2 separate regions of the Homo sapiens genome follow, and region 2 is linked to region 1. The links are chromatin loops, found by intact Hi-C in ENCODE. Cell type or tissue: heart left ventricle. All regions are shown on one strand. Links, peaks and the distances in the headings refer to the core of each region. The heading gives the core; the rest is flanking DNA.

Region 1 (8,336 bases), core at 178-8,177:
TTTGTCCGCCAGGGGGCAGCCAGACAGACTGTAAGACAGGCCGGGACAGGCAGGTCAGTCAACTGCGAAGCGCGTAACTCCCAAACAAACACAACATAAAAACCGAAATTAAAGAGTTTAATGCAGAAAAGCAATGGGCAAGTGCTGTATATTGAATTTTTTTTTGTGTAATTAATTCTGAATCGGTTCGAATATAAATTTAAGAAAATATTTCTTAATAAGCAATTGTTTAAAAATAAGATAAAACATTTGTGCTCTTTGGCTTAAATGCTTAAGAAGAATTTTACAAATTTAGGTCGTTTATTTGAAAATAAAAGACATTATACAACACATAAATTAGCATGCTTTTGAAGGTCAACATATAGCACTTAAAGGGTTGACACAGAATTCAACATTTTTACTTTGACAGCATTGTTGAGGTAAGCTGAAAACAATAAATTGAAAAGACAGAATCCACCATGAGAAAAATGAAGTCACACCTTCTGTGTGAGGCGTAATTACCAGTCACATGACCACTCCCATCACACCCTGGAGTTGGACATCTGCCACCAAACAAAAACAAAAACAGCCAAAATAGTAAGTATGTTTAAAAAAAAAAAAAACTTTTAAAAAAGTTTCATTGTTTCCAGTTTAGCTGCAATGTCTGCAAGGGGATTTAAGCACCCTGAAGAAAAGCGGCAAAATGCACGGGTTAAATGAAAATGACGCCCCCATCCGACAGAGCGTCACTGGGAACAGGCAAGTGCACGGTTAGCTGCTCACTCTACTGACCCAGCAGTCGGAAACATTTATATGCTGCGAATGTCGCATGCTCAAACGGCAAGGCATATACAGATCCAGTTTTAAAAAATCAGCCAAAGAATGGGAAGATTAAGAAGATTCATAATTTCACCTCACAGCATGCTTACGTTATTAAGTCCTTTTTGCTCTCCTTGCACTGAGGGTACTTGGGTTTGGGACTTGGGATGGTCACCTCCCCGGGATACCGTCTTTCTTCTAGAGCCTCCTGGAATGGGTCCAAGTCTTCTGGCTGTGGGCAAAACACAGCTTCAGAGCCACACGGATGATCACATGGCACACAGACTGAGGGAGGTGGTTCGTGGCTCTGGGGTGGCCTCTACATCTTACACCTCTTTCTGCTGTACCTTTAAGATCCTTTTGGTCCTGATAACGCCCCTACTGAAAATGCATATTGAACTTTTCTTCCACTGCTCTAAACTCCTAAAATGATGGTCACCTGTCAGTGGTCAGGGCCCTTATTCAATATTCACCTGGCTGTGCTCATCACATGGACACACACACGGTCTGGTAGCCAGAGACTACATTTAACTTGGTCTTCCTCATCCAGCATTCAGCACACACCTGTGGGTGGCTGCTTTATCCAACACTTGCCTGCAAAGATTCAACACTGGAACTACAGTGTCTTAGGGCTGAGCTTTCCCCCACCATTGGTCAGTATTTTACAAGCACATGCTTTAAGATTCAAGGTAATGGAGACCAATTTAGAGGAATGTAACTGTAAATTTCCTTTTCCCTTGTGTGTTCAACTGCAGTAACGTAGATGTTTCTACAGGTGGCAATGCTCAGCAGACACTTTCCTAAGTGTAGATACATGGGAAGGTTTGTCTTCCATGATGATCCAGGATGAAAACACTTCTGTCATTTTAGGAGGGCTTACTTTCAATTAAAATGAATTTGGAGATTCAACCACCATGCCTTATTTGGTAGTAATGATTCAACACTGCGGGAGAAAAAAATACTTAGAAATTTAGCTTGCCACTCTGATTTGGTTCTTTTTCACAATGCCTGGATATTGAAATCAATTTGAAGAATGCAGATAATAGGCTTATAAGCAGGTGCCCTCTCTGCCAATTTCTACATGGGGCTAATATTTCTTTTTTTTCCATTTCCTTGTTTCTGTAAGACACTAGTGCTTCGATGGTGGTCTCTCTATTGTACTAAAAACACATTTCATTTTTCAGTGAAGAAAGAAGATGTCATAAGACTTTAAAGTCGGTACATAAAGAAAACATTTTTCTTTATTTCTTTTCAAAGCCTAAAGGGCATTATATCTATTTTAATAACCTGAATTTGAACACTGTAGCTACTTCAAAAGTATGTTCTTGACATAGATGTTTTAGTAATACTGTCATAAACAAAGACTTAGGTGATGGTACTAAAATAGTTTATTCAAGGCTAAACTCTTTTGAGTACTTAGGTTTCTTAGAGAAGGGACACTGTCCTTAGTTTCGAAGGGCTAGTTAATTAATAGCACATAGTTAACCATTTAACTATCTAAGACTCCTATTAGAATTCTCTACCTGCAAGGAAAATCCTGTATTGTTTCAACAGGACACCCAGAAAAATGAACTCAGGTGCTATTTATACGTTTTCTTAGAGTAATCATTTGTAACAAAACATATTTGTTAGAAAATAAACTTTATCATTTACAAGAGTCAATACTTTGTTTCACTCTAATCAATGTTAGTCGCAAATCTCTTCTGGGTCAACAAAAACTGTTTTCTAAGTCCTCCTCAGCTAAAGGTCATATTTAAAGAGAAAATATATTTTCTCATAACGTATGTGCAAATGGCTTTTCTTTCAGCTGGGGCCCCATTTTTAAGTCTGGCAGTCAACACAGGCTCAATGAAAAGGACATACAGTAATGTCTTTGGACTCGTCCTCGTCTATCCTCCGGGGTTTCATTTTGGTGTAGTCTACGGGCAAGTCCCAGCAGTCGCCCTCGCCCAGCTGGAAACACCGGTTGTTCATCACTGCCTGCTGCTGGGGGGACATGGGCTCCAGAGGGGTCAGGATGGGGCAGCAGCTGTCCCGCGGCCTCTGCTTGTTCATGCTGAGGTCCAGGGTCCCGTTCTCATCCACCTCCATGTCAGGGTTCTGTCGGTAGAAAGACATAGTGACTGTGCTTGGCCCGGCATCTTGTGACACCACGAGTCCTTCCTCCCAGATTACAGTCCTGCCGTCAGCCAGTGTAGCGTTCAACACAGAATCCCTCGCTGCTGTTTCCTTGGCCTAAACTCCCAAGGCGGACAGGCCTTGTCTGGTGGTACATTCCTGCTATCCCACGCTTAGCTGCAAAATTGGTTGGAGAATCCAGGCATCCATCCCGCCATCCCTCTCTCCCTCCCTCCCTCCATTTCCCTATTTATCTACTGTCTATCCTCTCTCTCTCCTTCCTTTTTGTCCTATTGTATCTCTGATTTAGAGTTTGTTCAGAAGAAAATTACAAAGTGCTTAATTTTAATTTTATTACCGTTGCAAATACCTAAGAGATAAAAATTTTGTGTGTATGCATGTGTGCATATACATGTATGTGCATGTGTGTGTGTGTATAAACACACATATATCAGCTTAAAAATTCTCTTTTTTATTGATGCTAATAGTTCAAGAATTAGGGAGGAGGATAACAAAAGAATTAGAAGGATGAAGGAAGGAAAGAGAATAAACTAAAATTTACCTTGTAATACAATTTTTTTTTTTTTTTTGAGGGACAGAGTCTTGCTCTGGTATCCAGGCTGGAGTGCAGTGGCACGACCTGGGCTCACTGCAACCTCCACCTCCCAGGTTCAAGCAATTCTCCTGTCTCAGCTTCCCAAGTAGCTGGGACTGCAGGTTTGCACCACCATGCCCAACTAATTTTTGTATTTTTTAGTAGAGATGGGGTTTCACTATATGTTGGCCAGGCTGGTCTCAAACTCCTGACCTCAAGTGATCCAGCCGCCTCAGCCCCTCAAAGTGCTGAGATTACAGGTGTGAGCCACTGCGCCTGGCTGTAATAAGAACTTTTATAATGAAGATAATTTTCCACTTTACGAAAGAAGATCTGCAGTTGTAGCTAAAAATACCTTTACTACAGTGATTACCGTCTGATCTCTAGATTTCAGCAAACCTGCAATTTAGTCTACTGGCTTAAAAAAAAACCCCAAAGAGGTACAGGGTGAGGCTCTTTCATTTTTTAAATGATGCTTTGAAATGCATCAATAATTCTGCAGCACTTGCCTCTCAGGAAGAGAGTCAGAAGAATGGACACATGGACAGAAAGTTAAAAAAAAAAAATCAGAATACCCCTAACAATCCTGCATGTTTTTCCCCAAAGAGTGACACTCTCCTTAGCAAAATTTGATTTCAGAGCTGGTCTGAAAGCTGCTGCCTCCTCAAGGGTCTAGCAGCTCTCTCCTCTGGATGCAACAGCAGAAGGAAGATGCTTGGAATGAGACCTCCATCCCCGGAGCTGTTACCTTGATAAATTATACAGTATCATTCTGCCTGAACTCTCTTTGTCAAAGTGTACTCTGATTTGAAGCTTTGATACTAATTTAAGCTTTATAATGTTGGATTTATTCTCTCAGTCTTAGTTTAATTTTAAGAAAGTGCAACAAAATTTGGAAGGGGTCTCTGCCTTTTATTTTATTTTTTTTGTGGTTGCCACAGAATCTCTTCCATGCTAACCTTGCATTTTTGCAACCTTGATCACCATGAAAACTGCATGCACCTGACTCTTCTCCAATATCTAGGACTAAATATACTGATAGAAGAAAAAAACATTTGCAAAACGTAAGATTACTGACCTTTCTTCATTCATACCAACTACAAATATTTACAAGAACCACTGTCAGTGTGGTCCACTCAGGTACATGGCCAGGCAGCGCTACACAGTGGAGAGCCCTTTGTTTATCAGGAGAGGAGGTGAACATGTCCGCTGCTCAGCGTCTCCTCTGAGAACACAATCTGACCGCTCCCTGGCACCGCCTGGTTCTCCCCAGCCGCCTGGTGGCCTCGGCGAGGCAGCTGTCTCCCAGGTCTGTGCTGCATCTTAAACGCTCTCTCTCCTGCCCAGCATAAGCACTGGTTCAATTGATAAGAAAATTAAAAATAGACACTCTTCCTATGCCTTTCATAGCACTATAGCATCCATGAAAATGTGGAACTGACGAGTGCTGGCTGTAAATACACGGCTGATCCCTTGGTGTGAAGTCTGATTTTTACTTCCTTTCCCTGCTACCCAGGAGTCCATAGGCAGATCCCTGCATTTCACGTGACAATGGTGCTAGCAGAACTTCCTGTCAAAGTTCAAGGAGACCCACGCTTCGTTTTGCATGCTCTGTGCGGTCACTGGAGACCACAGGAGGCCCACGTGGTGTCCTTTGTTTACAGAAATGCTTCTGGATCCTGGAGAGAAGGATCCATTCACGCACGTTCATCTACAAGATCTGACCCTTGCCTCTGATTTAGAAAATGGATGCGCTTTGGACAATGGTGTGTTCAGGCTGCGTTAAGGGAAGCTGCACTAATTGTTCACAGTGGCGAGAATGGTTTAGGAGATCACGGCGTTTGCCCCATACAGCTGCCCCGAAAGCGCCGCGTGTCTCGGTGGCTGGGTCCGCGGCCCGGCCTCCCCCACCCGCCAGGTGGCTCCACCTGCCCAGGCGCGCGTACCCGCGTGGCGCACAGGTCCTGCGGCTTGGTGCTCAGGTTCTGCGGCATCTCGCGGCAGCGCGTGGACAGGTTGAGGATGGCGGTGGCCGCCATGTGGGCCGCCTCCATGTCGTGCGTGTAGTCGAAGCTGCTCTTGCTGCACGTGCTGCTGGCGCTGCTGCCCCCGCCGCAGCTCAGGTTGCTGCTGCTGCTGGGCGCGTAGCTGCTGGTGCTGCTGCTGCTGGGGCTGGGGTCCTTGCAGTACCGCTTCGCTGGGGAGACAGGGACAGGGATGACTCAGGCCCCGGCCGCAGGGCACACGGCAGACAGCACACGGCAGGGCCTGCCCGCCCCGGCCTCAGCCACACACAGCCGCGTGGGACGGCCCTCAGGGTGCTGGGGCTTACGCGTAAAGAAAACAAACAACAGGCAAACGAAAACAAAACAAAACTTTCCGGCTCCTTTCTTTTTTCTTCTTTTTTCCTTTTTCCTTTTTTTTTTTTTTTTTGCCCTGGAGGATAATTCATCGACCTGTTGGAGAGGCTGCACCTCACACCCAGCACAGGCGGTCACCTGGTCCCTCGAAAGACAGACACACGGCTGGCTAGCTTTTAGGAGCCGCAGGGTGTAGGGAAGTGACTGGGAATTCCAGCCCAGTCAAATCCCAGTCGAGGCCCTAAGCGTGAGTGGGGCTCCTCCGCAGCACATGAGGGCTCGTGAGCACTTTTGGTGACCCAACCTGGATCCGCGGTCCCTTATCTGTCAAGAGGTGGGCTGTTCCTTTCAGCCAGAGGGGCCCCGGCAGCCACCTTCTGGGCCTGTGGGGACCACGTGCTTTGGGAGGTGGATTTCTGGCTGGGCATGCAGACCAGATAGGGTGAGTCCAACATCCTTTTTTTTCTAGAATTCTGATACAGGCCATGGGAGTGAAACGGGGAAATGCACATAGAGAATAAGCTCAGGATAAATGTCGAAACACCTGAGTGGCCACTTGGTGGTGGCAGACACGCGGGGCACGTGTGCAGCTGCCTCTTTCATAGCCACGGCCTCTCTGTTCCCTGCACTGACCCTCACTGACACGATTCCCACTGCCCAGTAATCCTTTCTGAGCCACCACACTCACTAACAGCCAAACCAGCACTGAGGGGCAAGGGTTATTTGTTAGAGCTATTTAAATCTCCTTTAGTACATGACAATGTTTCAGTCCAGGATTTATCCGATGGGTCCTTCTTTACTAATTGTTATCCCTGCCAGTTAATGTCACAGGACTTCATTTGTGCATGGCCAGACATTTCTCTTGGAATCCAGCAGAGTGAAGAGTTACTCAGAGGTGGACCTGGTCTCTCCCATGTCCTAAATCCCTCCGTCAGTGAGCCCCTCCCTTTAGGAAGCACCTTCTTCCCCAAGAGATCCCCGCCTGCTTCCCTGGGACCGTTGTGAGTGTAGCTGGGAGAACTTGGTGATAGGCTAGAGACACTCTAGCCCGGGTTCTCCTGGTGCTTAGGGCTGCCCTAGTCCTAATCGGCAAAGCTCCAAGCTGCCTAATTCTGATGGAAACTATGGTTTTGTCTGTTGCTACAAGGAAAGGGAGACCTCGCAGTTGGTCATGGCTCCTGCGGTGTCTTCTGTGCCATCGGCAGCAGCTCTGAACCTGGAGCCAGGCTTCCCCAGGGACTCCTTCCCACAGAGGAAGAAGAGAACAAAGCTAAGTGAAGCAAAAAGCTTTCTCACATTGCTGATACGGTCATTATGAGCAATGCTAAGAAATTGCCCTGGATTTGGATACAAAGGGAAAAAAGAAGGAGTCCTCATTGACAAGGTTTGGTTTGGGACTGAAGGCTCTCAGGACATGGGGAAGAGGTGTGTTATTGGTGATTCTGTAATGCACAGGCCTCTGCAGAGGAAGACTGAGGACAGTGCCCAGGCTGGGAGTTGGCCAGGCTGTCTTCGTCTCAGCCTCTGCCAAAAGCTACAGAGAATTCCCCAAGCAAGTAACCGCTTTACACCCAGATTCCTGTGCATGAGCCAGAGGCTCAAATCCGCACCCACAAAACCCATGAAATACAATAGTAATCTGTTGATATTATGACTGTGTTTTGCTAATCTGAATGAGCAAAGCCACTCAGAGTGGGCCCATGGCTGGTGGGGCACAGCTGTCCCTGAGAAGCGTGTCTGAGTGTCCCTCAGTGTGCCCCTCCCTTCTCTCTACTTTGGGATGCCCCTCCTCTAGGGAGCCCAGCAGTGCAGGGCGGGGTGGGCAGTGGCTGCTGGTCTGAGCAAGGCCCACACCAGGGCCTTTGAGAGAGACCACCGTGGGGCTGCAAAGGAGTCAACCAGAGGGAGACAGCAGAGGCTGTAAGGGCACCCCCACGGGCCCTGTGCAGTGCACACCTTGATCCACCCTAAGCAACCGTCACAAACCAGTTTGCAGTTTGTGATACTTTGGATATGAACTAAAGGTTGTGATTTTACATAATTTACAATTTTGTTAAGAAATAGTAGAATAATTGTAGGAGAAATGAAATAATAATATGGGGTTTTGTTTTTACTAGTGAGGGCTAGCCACTGGTTTAGGAAAAAAAAAAACATTGCCCACATAAATTAAAAAAAATAACACTTTTGTTTTGAAATGAGGGAATTTCAATTCCTAAAAAAAATTAAAGGAATAACACAAGTTAATGCAACAAACAACGGCAGCTGACATAGGTCGGCTGGCAACCTTGCACTCAGCGTTGGTGAGGGCGATGCTCAGGAGTGTGGGTGTGGAGGTGTGGCAGGAGCTCCCGCTGACGCCCAGAGACTTCTCGTCATGAGCCCCTCTCACAGTGACTCCTGCTACACTGTGCTCACAGCATCCTCCAACAGGATTGCATCTAGACTTCCACCACCCTGTAAGATGC
Region 2 (8,336 bases), core at 231-8,230, 340 kb after region 1:
CATATTAGCTTGTTCAATTCTTCAGATATTCTGAAAGGCAGATACTATTAACTCCATCTTGCAGTTGAGAAAATAGATACTCACAGACATTAACTAAATTGCCCAATGTCAAGTAGCTCATAACGGCTAGTAAATGCCTAGGGTTGAATATAAGTTTGTTGATGTTCAGACCATGTATATCTCTATGCAAGGATTACAGATAATATAATCATCATCACTATCATCAGTATAATCATTACCTACATAAAAGACAGGGCAAGGGGGTGATTCTGTAATATACATTTTGTATCAGGTTTGAATATCTGATAAAGTCATTTAGCTTCATAATTACCTTAAGAGCACAAAGATGCAAAAGTCCATCATATGACTTTCAAATTGGCAAAGGTGATAATATTAAAAACCTGTGCAACAGGATTATAATAATAATTTAGCTAGCCACATGGTTACTTACCATTGTGTTAGATTTTGAATACTGTAGTGAATGAATGTCTTATCCAAAAGCAAACATTTTTTAATACTGTTATCTAATTAAATAGTTAAGATTTTTGCTGAAATCAGCAAGACAAATTGAACTTTAGAACTGGAAGAAAGTTTAGAATTTTTTTGCCAATCTTTTTGATTTTATAGAAAAAGTATTTATATAAATTCTTGAGTTGAAAGATTAAAAGCAAAAATTTTAAGCTAATAATATAAATTGCAGTCTAGAAACCCACTTTGTCTATAAAACATTAAAATAGAACCATTTATATAACTTAGCAGGTATAAAAAGGTTTCAACCTTAATATTACAGAGAAGAGCTATAAATACACTATTTCATGTTCCCCCAAACACCTGAAAACTTATGAAAAACTATGTTATTTAGGTTGCTTCTTTTCAAGGTAACAGGGAAGTATTGATTATTTGCCCAGCCAATACAATAAATTTGTGCTCAATATTAGCACATATTAACAATCTTTTTAAAAAATACAGGACAAGGGCAAGTTAATAAGAAGAAACACAAGCAGTAGAGAAGGATATGAAGTGAAACACGGGGGTCTTCCAACGTATCCAGCTGAGCTCCTGGCTCCGATTTCTCAGCAGCAAACAGCCGGTTGAGAACTCAGCCAGGTATTTTCTATGCCTTTACAAATGTATCACTCTGTGTATACACATACATACATAAATATACAGAGATGTGTTTATGTTTATATTAGGCATTTTACATATCTAATTACATATTTAACATAACTATCTTCTCTATACAAATAGAATCACATTATTCCATACATTTGAAATGAGTTCTTCATATACAAAAATGATATCTTTATTAACTTTTCTAGATCTGCTTCATTCTTTTTTTAAAAAAGCACAGGATCCCTATATATAAAAATAAATATTTACTCATTCTTTCTCCTACATTTGAAATTTTGGTGGTTTCCATGATTTTATTATTACAAAGCTGGCTAGCACAATGAGCATCCCTAGCCACATATTCTTGAACACTTATAAAGATAGTCTCATAGGATTTCTTTCTTTCTTTTTTTTTTGTGTGTGGATACAGTCTCACTCTGCTGCGCAGGCTGAAGTGCAGTGGTGTGATCATGGCTCACTGAAGCCTCAACCTCCTGGGTTCAAGTGATCCTCCCACCTCAGCCTCCTGAGTAGCTGGGAACACAGGTGGAGATTTCTTTTTTTTTCAGTTTTTTGCACAGATGGGGCCTCACTGTGTTGGCCAGGCTGGTCTTGAACTCCTGGGCTCCAGCGTGCACCCACTATAGGCAAGGCACTGTGTTCAGAATTCTATGTATATGTATGTATATGCATATATTATCTCTAAACCTTATGCCAACGCAAGCAGGCACACAACATAGCTGCTCCCATGGTGTGTGTAAAACTGCACAGCTAGTGAGGGCTGGAGCTGCCATCTGAACCAGTGTGCATCTGCCTCCCAAGTCTTTGTCCTCTCCACCGAAACAGAAAACCACATTTACAATTTTATTATTTATAAATCCTTCCGGTGAAAAACCATTTGTTTTAAATTCCTTGCATTATTAAGCAGAGAATTTTACTTGAAATCTCCTTTACCTTTATTTTTAACTGTTTACTCGCCTAACATAGATTTGACTTCAAAACAATTCCTCTTTTCCTTCATGTAAATTACATTTCAGATTCTCCAGTGACTTGTCAGTAGAGGGAGCCTTAAGATGCATTTGACAACCCTTTTATACGGTGAACAGTGATCTCTCAACAGGAAAACATCAGCCAGTTGAATTTGTTTTATAATAGAACAACATATTTATAGAAAGGATAAGGAAAAGGCAGGCAGCTGCTGGGTTCAGCCTGTGGGAGAAAACAACCTACAAAGTGCTCGGTGAACTCATCCCTCAGCTGCAGCGTCTGTTTCCTTAGCACTTCCAAGGTACAGTTTCCTTTTGCTGGGATGCAACTTCAAGCTCGAATTTCTGAAAGTAATTCATTAGGATGTATGCTAAGTAATATGTGACGCCTGTTCCCTGTGAGTTTATTGACCAGCTCAATTCAGGATTATGAATCGCCAATGTACTTAGAACACAGAATTCTTGTTCGGTGACTATTATGGGTCTTGCTGAGTTAGGATGGTAGCCCTGGCCAACTCCCTGAGCTCTGCCATCGCCACTGGCAAGCTGCATGCCTGCAAGGTGACATGTGACAGTGTCAGCCCGCTCCCTACCCAGACGCCACGCTGTGGAAAATCCACTTCTAGCAGCAGCATCTGGGCTGTCAGCGGGCTCCACCGGCACCAAAGCTGACAGCACTGATGTTGCCGGGGGCTCTGTCTCAAGCGGGCTGCACACCACGCTGAAAGATTCCACTCCAAGCCATTTTCCCAGTCTTACCTTTGATCCTCAGCTATTTGCATATTTTTATAAGCTTAGGTGGAGAAAAAAGCACCTGTTCAAATACCTCCAAGATCTTTCTGTCTTTACATTTCTATGGTGGAAAATGAGGTGCCCTGAGCCTGGACAGGAGTCAGGTTCCATGGAGCACTACTGTGAGACGGCTGTTCAGGCCACACCACTGGCCCAGGCAGACAGACCACACGACCATCAGGGAACTTACCCAGCCCCCACCCCCAGACTCAGGGCATAGCAAAGGTGCTTCGCAAATACTTCAAAATAGGAATCAACATTATCCAAGTTATTACCCTTTCCAGTCCTTTTCAACTGCAAACACAGCTTTCATTTCCTGCTTTTTATTTCACTGGTTCCCAGACTATTGAGCTGGATTGGGAAAAATATTAACAGCTGAATATTAAAGCATGAGAGAAGTAAGCCCCACTGTAGGATGACAGAAGGGAGATACTAGTTATTCTGCCCTACCCATATTCACCCATTCATTTTCCGTCTGTCTGTCTGTCATTTGCTAATTAACAAAGATTTGTAGGTTGATTGCAGTCTGTCTATTACTAATTAACAAACATTTGTAGGTTGACTGCGTTACTGCCTAAGATTTTCAAGGCTCGTTAGGCAAAAATGGTTTTGTTTATTTTTTTAATTTTTTATTTTTTTGAGATAGGGTCTGGCTTTGTTGCCCAGGCTAGAGTGCAGTGGCACAAACACAGCTCACTGTAACTTCCTGCAACTTCCACCTCCCAGGCTCAAGCAATCCTCCCACCTCAGCCTCCCGAGTAGCTGGCACTACAGGCATGCAACACCATGCCCAGATAATTTTTGTATTTTTTGTAAAGATGGTGTCTTGCCATGTTGCTCAGGCTGGTCTTGAACTCCTGAGCTCGAGCAATCCACCCGCCTCAGCCTCCCAAAGTATAGGCATTTACAGGCGTGGGACACCTTGCCTAGCCAAAAACCAATTTTTTATATATATAAAAAAAGCATGGAACAATGACAACTTAAGGACTCTAACAATTGGATTTCCACGATAACTCCTCCCAGATAACTCCTCTAGTCTTATATTTAGTCTTTGCTCATTTGTTTTGTTCTTTAGATTCTGGTTTGGTTTGATCTTAAAAGTCATCAGAACAAGCAACGGATTATTGTGGTTCTTCTCAGAGAGATGCACAAGTTCTGTCTGAACTCAAAATACCTAAAAATTGATACTGCAAAACCACTTAACAATAAAGGAAAGTTTCATTCCACAATTATGCAAAGGCTTCTTTTGCAAATATCCCTGCGACAGAGAACACAATGAGAAATAGGCAAGAAGATGTAACTTGCTGATTACTGAATTCCTTCATGAAAGAGTGAAGAAAGGATGCATTCAGTGGTGCAGATGGCTGAGTGCATAACAGGTAGGTTTGGTGAAGAGGGGACAGTCAGCATCCACAGGAAGAAAAGGCAGAAAAGGAGAGGTGGGGTTTGATTGCAACAAGCAGCTCTGCCCTCCAGCCGGGAGGCTTGGGTCACCTGCAGTTACTGTGACAAACACAACAAGAACTCAAGTGTGCCAACTTCCTGCATAGGCAGGTTCTCCTGGGGCAGCTGCCAGCTATGGGCTTTACTTTGTAAGTCAGCATTCCATGGTGGAAAAGGCACTGGACTTGAAGTCTGCTCTTCTACCCACTTCATTAATTTCTCTCGGCCCAAGTAGGTGCCTCTGTAGCATGGGTATGACAATTACTTCTCAAGGCTTCTATGAGTTTTTGAACTATGGACAATATGTGAATGTTGGATGTTATTCCTGTGCCCAGAGTGGCACCGTCCCATCCATATGAGGAAGGAAAACTCATTCATTTCTTCACACGACTCCTCGGACAAAGGACTCTTCCTGGGAGCTACGATAGGCTTTAGGGATGGTTGGACACTTATTTAAGTTTAAGGATGATGATATACATTTGAAACAGGAAGGCAGTGTGGAGCAATGATGAAGTGACTACAGACAGGGCAGGCAAGAAGAGGTGGACTTCAGTTCTTTGGCTGCTGACTGCGCTGTGACCTGCCCTCAGGCCCTGCGTCCTCATGGCTCCCTTCTCTCTGATTGTACTGCCTCTGGGTTGATATTTCCACCTAAGTTGTATTTCTTATCACTCTGGACCTTCAGAGGTCTCTGTGAACAGAGGACAGCCATAGAATTTAGCTTGAAAAATCACTGGGCCGATTGGATGTAAAAACGTTCAGGAAGCCCCTGACTCAGGGCCCAGCCTGCATTAAGCACTCCTCAACATCACATAGGCATTCCCTGAAGGTAGCAGGTGCTCAACGTATATTTTCTGAGTGAATGAATGAATAATATACACATTTTTTAAGTCGCACATTTCACATCTTGGAAATCTTGGAGAAGCTATTTTACAGACCTGAGCTTTCCAAGGTCAGATGATCAGCGAGTGACAGGGCCAGGAGGGTCCAAAGAGAAAACAGAGCAAGGGGTGCCAGGACGACAGGATCCAAAAAGGAAGCAGAGCACGGGGCGCCGGGATGTCAGGGCTGAGATGCGGGGGTGTGGCCTGCCACGTCTCATCTCAGTCCTGGAGACCAACGGGCTGCGGGAGCCCTAGGGTTGCGCTGTGATGCTAAAGAGCTGATGTACCCAGTGCCCCTGCGGACCTCGCCTGTGTCTTGGAGGCCGCCTGCTCTGGCTCCTGAGGGGTCTACACATCTCACAGACCCTGGGGTGGGATGGGGCGGCCTCTGGTGTCTCAGGACACTCGTGTGTCCCTGGCACAGAAGGAAGAAGAGGAAGTGGCCATCCAGTGCACATGATACAATGAGAACTGGGAATCATGACTCAGAGTCACCTGTGAGTGTGGTTGTAACAAGAGAGCGGAACCAGCCATATCGGCACCATTGTCAGACAGGAAATGAACCCAAGGTGGGCTGCTGCCTGGGAGGGTCAGCAATCCATTTTAGTAGCTATCATGTTGAACCAAGGCAGCCCCTGTGGGCTGCAAGGGAGTCCAGATTCTCACCCTGTACTGGCCTGCCAAGCTCGTGGCCTTTAACTATGTCCAGCCACAGTCTGAAATACAGGAGAAACAGCCACTGCTCAAGGGTCTATTTTCTTATGGGGAGTTTGTTTTTGTGTTTTTCTTCATAAGGCCATGGCAGGATTGCGGGTATACCTGGCACTGATCTTATAACCAGGCTTGTAGCTCTTAGATAAGTCCATGCTTGTTTTGTATAATAAAATGTGAAATCAATCTACTATGAAAGTCTATTCAGTGCATTTTAAATGGCAACTCACATTTATCAGGTCAAGAAGTGACATTTGTGAAACGCACAGTCTATTTGTCTCTTTAATGTACACTCATTATTCTACTCCTTAAAAATTGGAATTAAGCATGAAATAGGGAATCAGAATAAAATTCATACATGTTGCCCTTTTCTAAATCATTTCAATTTAAAAGAATAGTGTTAGATGAGCTTATAATTTCACACTTGTCTTGGCTTTCCTGCTCTGAAGATCATAAAAAAGAAAGGCCCTGATTATAGTCTGCAGAATAAAGACAGTGAAGACAGACGCACACATTTGTAGGGTGCGGAATTCAGAAGTTTCTGCGATTGTACAAAAGTGCTTCAAACAATGCATTTAAATCAAGGATAGATCTTGCAAAGTTTGAGAGATTATCTTTGGATACATAATATATACCTTTGCTGTTTATTAATGCTTGAGCCAAGAAGGTTACAGACAAAGACAAAGCAGTGTGGCGTGGAACCCCTGCAGCTCAAGTTGGCAACGCTGCTTTGCCTTGCCTACAAAGTCAACAGTGCCTCCCAGAGGGCCTACTTCACCTAAAACTGTAGTCCTTCCCCATGGCAATCTTTAAGAGGCAGTGCATTAAAAGGGTTATAGAATATCCTGACTTGAATTACTGAGTAATTCTCTGGTTCAAATCTCAGCATGAGAATATGAAGTTCTACTCACTGAGCTTGGTAAGTTGGGAGCTTGGAGAACTCAAGCAAAATAACATAGGCTATTATTTAAACAGGCTCTGATTGCACTGTGTTCATATGTTGAAATAGATGAGTGCTCAGGCCTCACTGCACTCCCCCGATGCTCACGCCTCTGGTCATCTTTCCAAACCCAGCCTCCAGCTCCCCTTGGCCTGCGGTCCTTTCCCTCTCTGCTGGCTCCTCACCCTGGACCTCCCCTTTTTCACTTTCCCTTTCTTTCTGCCTCTTCCATTGTCTCTTGTCTGCCTGCCAATGCATTTGTCATAACCCACCAATTTCTCTTCTCTTCCAAGCTAGATTTGTTGTGGCAACCACAGGTTCTTCTTAGAGGGGTGTCTGTTAGCTGGTTAGCATCTCCCTCACATCCTCCCTTAGAGGGGTGTGTGTTAGCTGGTTAGCTGGTTGGTGTCTTCCTCAGAGCTTCCCCTTAGAGGCGTGTGTATAGAGGGCTGTGTGTAGCTGGTTAGCTGGTTAGCGTCTTCCTCAGAGCTTCCCCTTAGAGGGGTGTGTGTAGAGGTGTGTGTGTAGCTGGTTAGCTGGTTAGCGTGTTCCTCAGAGCTTCCCCTTAGAGGGGTGTGTGTAGAGGGGTGTGTGTAGCTGGTTAGCTGGTTGGCATCTTCCTCACAGCTTCCCCTTAGAGGGGTATGTGTTAGCTGGTTAGTGTCACCCTCACAGCATCCCTTAGTGGGGTCCCTGTTAGCTGGCTGGTGTCTCCCTTGCTCCTGGGTCTCTTACCTCCAGCCCTGTGTTTATTGGCACTAACTCTGGACCTGTGTTTCCCACAGAGGTTGTATTTCTTGGTTCCTCTGGCCCTCACATTGCATGAGTTTGATTTCTCACCCTTCTGCCATATTCCATTTGGCAAGAGTGAACACGCAGCCCCTCCTCAGTTCCACACACTGTACACTGAAATACATCACTGCCTTGGTCATGTACTAACTCCGGCTGACTGGCTGATTTCCATGGTGAAATTGTGAATTCATAGTGTTTTACTTCTATATTTTTATAAGGTACGCCCCTCCCTCATGTACTCTTCATTTCTAATTAAAATATTTCTCTAGCATCAAGAAAATGTGGTTGTGAATGGCTTTTACTACTAGTAGGCTGAGGAGCAGCTAATATATTTTTATTGAAAATCCAATAGTTTCATTTGCATTGCATCTGAATTTTTGAGACACATAGATAATAGCGTATCATTACCCTTCATATTCCCAAAGGAGCCCAAGAATGAACAGATTACGAAACAACCCAGTACATCACAACCCAACCCATTACATCCCAACCCAACCCAGTATGTCACAACCCAACCCAGTACATCCCAACCCAACCCAGTACATCCCAACCCAACCCAGTACATCCCATCCTAACCCAGCACATCCCAACCCAACCCAGCACATCCCAACCCAACCCAGCACATCCCAACCCAGCCCAGCACATCCCAACCCAACCCAGTACATCCCAACCCAACCC

The links. Peaks named below come from ENCODE experiments on the same cell type or tissue, not always from the same donor. Only the 100,000 strongest peaks of a DNase experiment are listed, where the experiment ranks them.
Region 2: a loop joins it to region 1, with 3 times the contacts of the local background. A loop is called at or near these places in 2 of 110 quality-filtered maps.

Annotation. Positions count from the first base shown.
Region 1 is chr2:1,886,580-1,894,915 of GRCh38, forward strand. It overlaps MYT1L (myelin transcription factor 1 like), which reads right to left. Exons shown (of 25, transcript NM_001303052.2): 15 at 5,458-5,708; 16 at 2,662-2,898; 17 at 909-1,030; 18 at 1-28. Among named protein-coding and RNA genes, the nearest start is that of PXDN, 150 kb to the left of the region's middle. In heart left ventricle, for the core only: CTCF peaks have their summits at 211, 1,579, 4,795 (motif pointing left) and 4,995; DNase peaks (open chromatin) are centred at 4,755 and 5,529; H3K27ac peaks cover 680 bases.
Region 2 is chr2:2,227,929-2,236,264 of GRCh38, forward strand. All of the region lies in intron 2 of MYT1L (myelin transcription factor 1 like), which reads right to left. Among named protein-coding and RNA genes, the nearest start is that of MYT1L-AS1, 87 kb to the right of the region's middle. In heart left ventricle, for the core only: no CTCF peak of the experiment used is centred there; no DNase peak of the experiment used is centred there.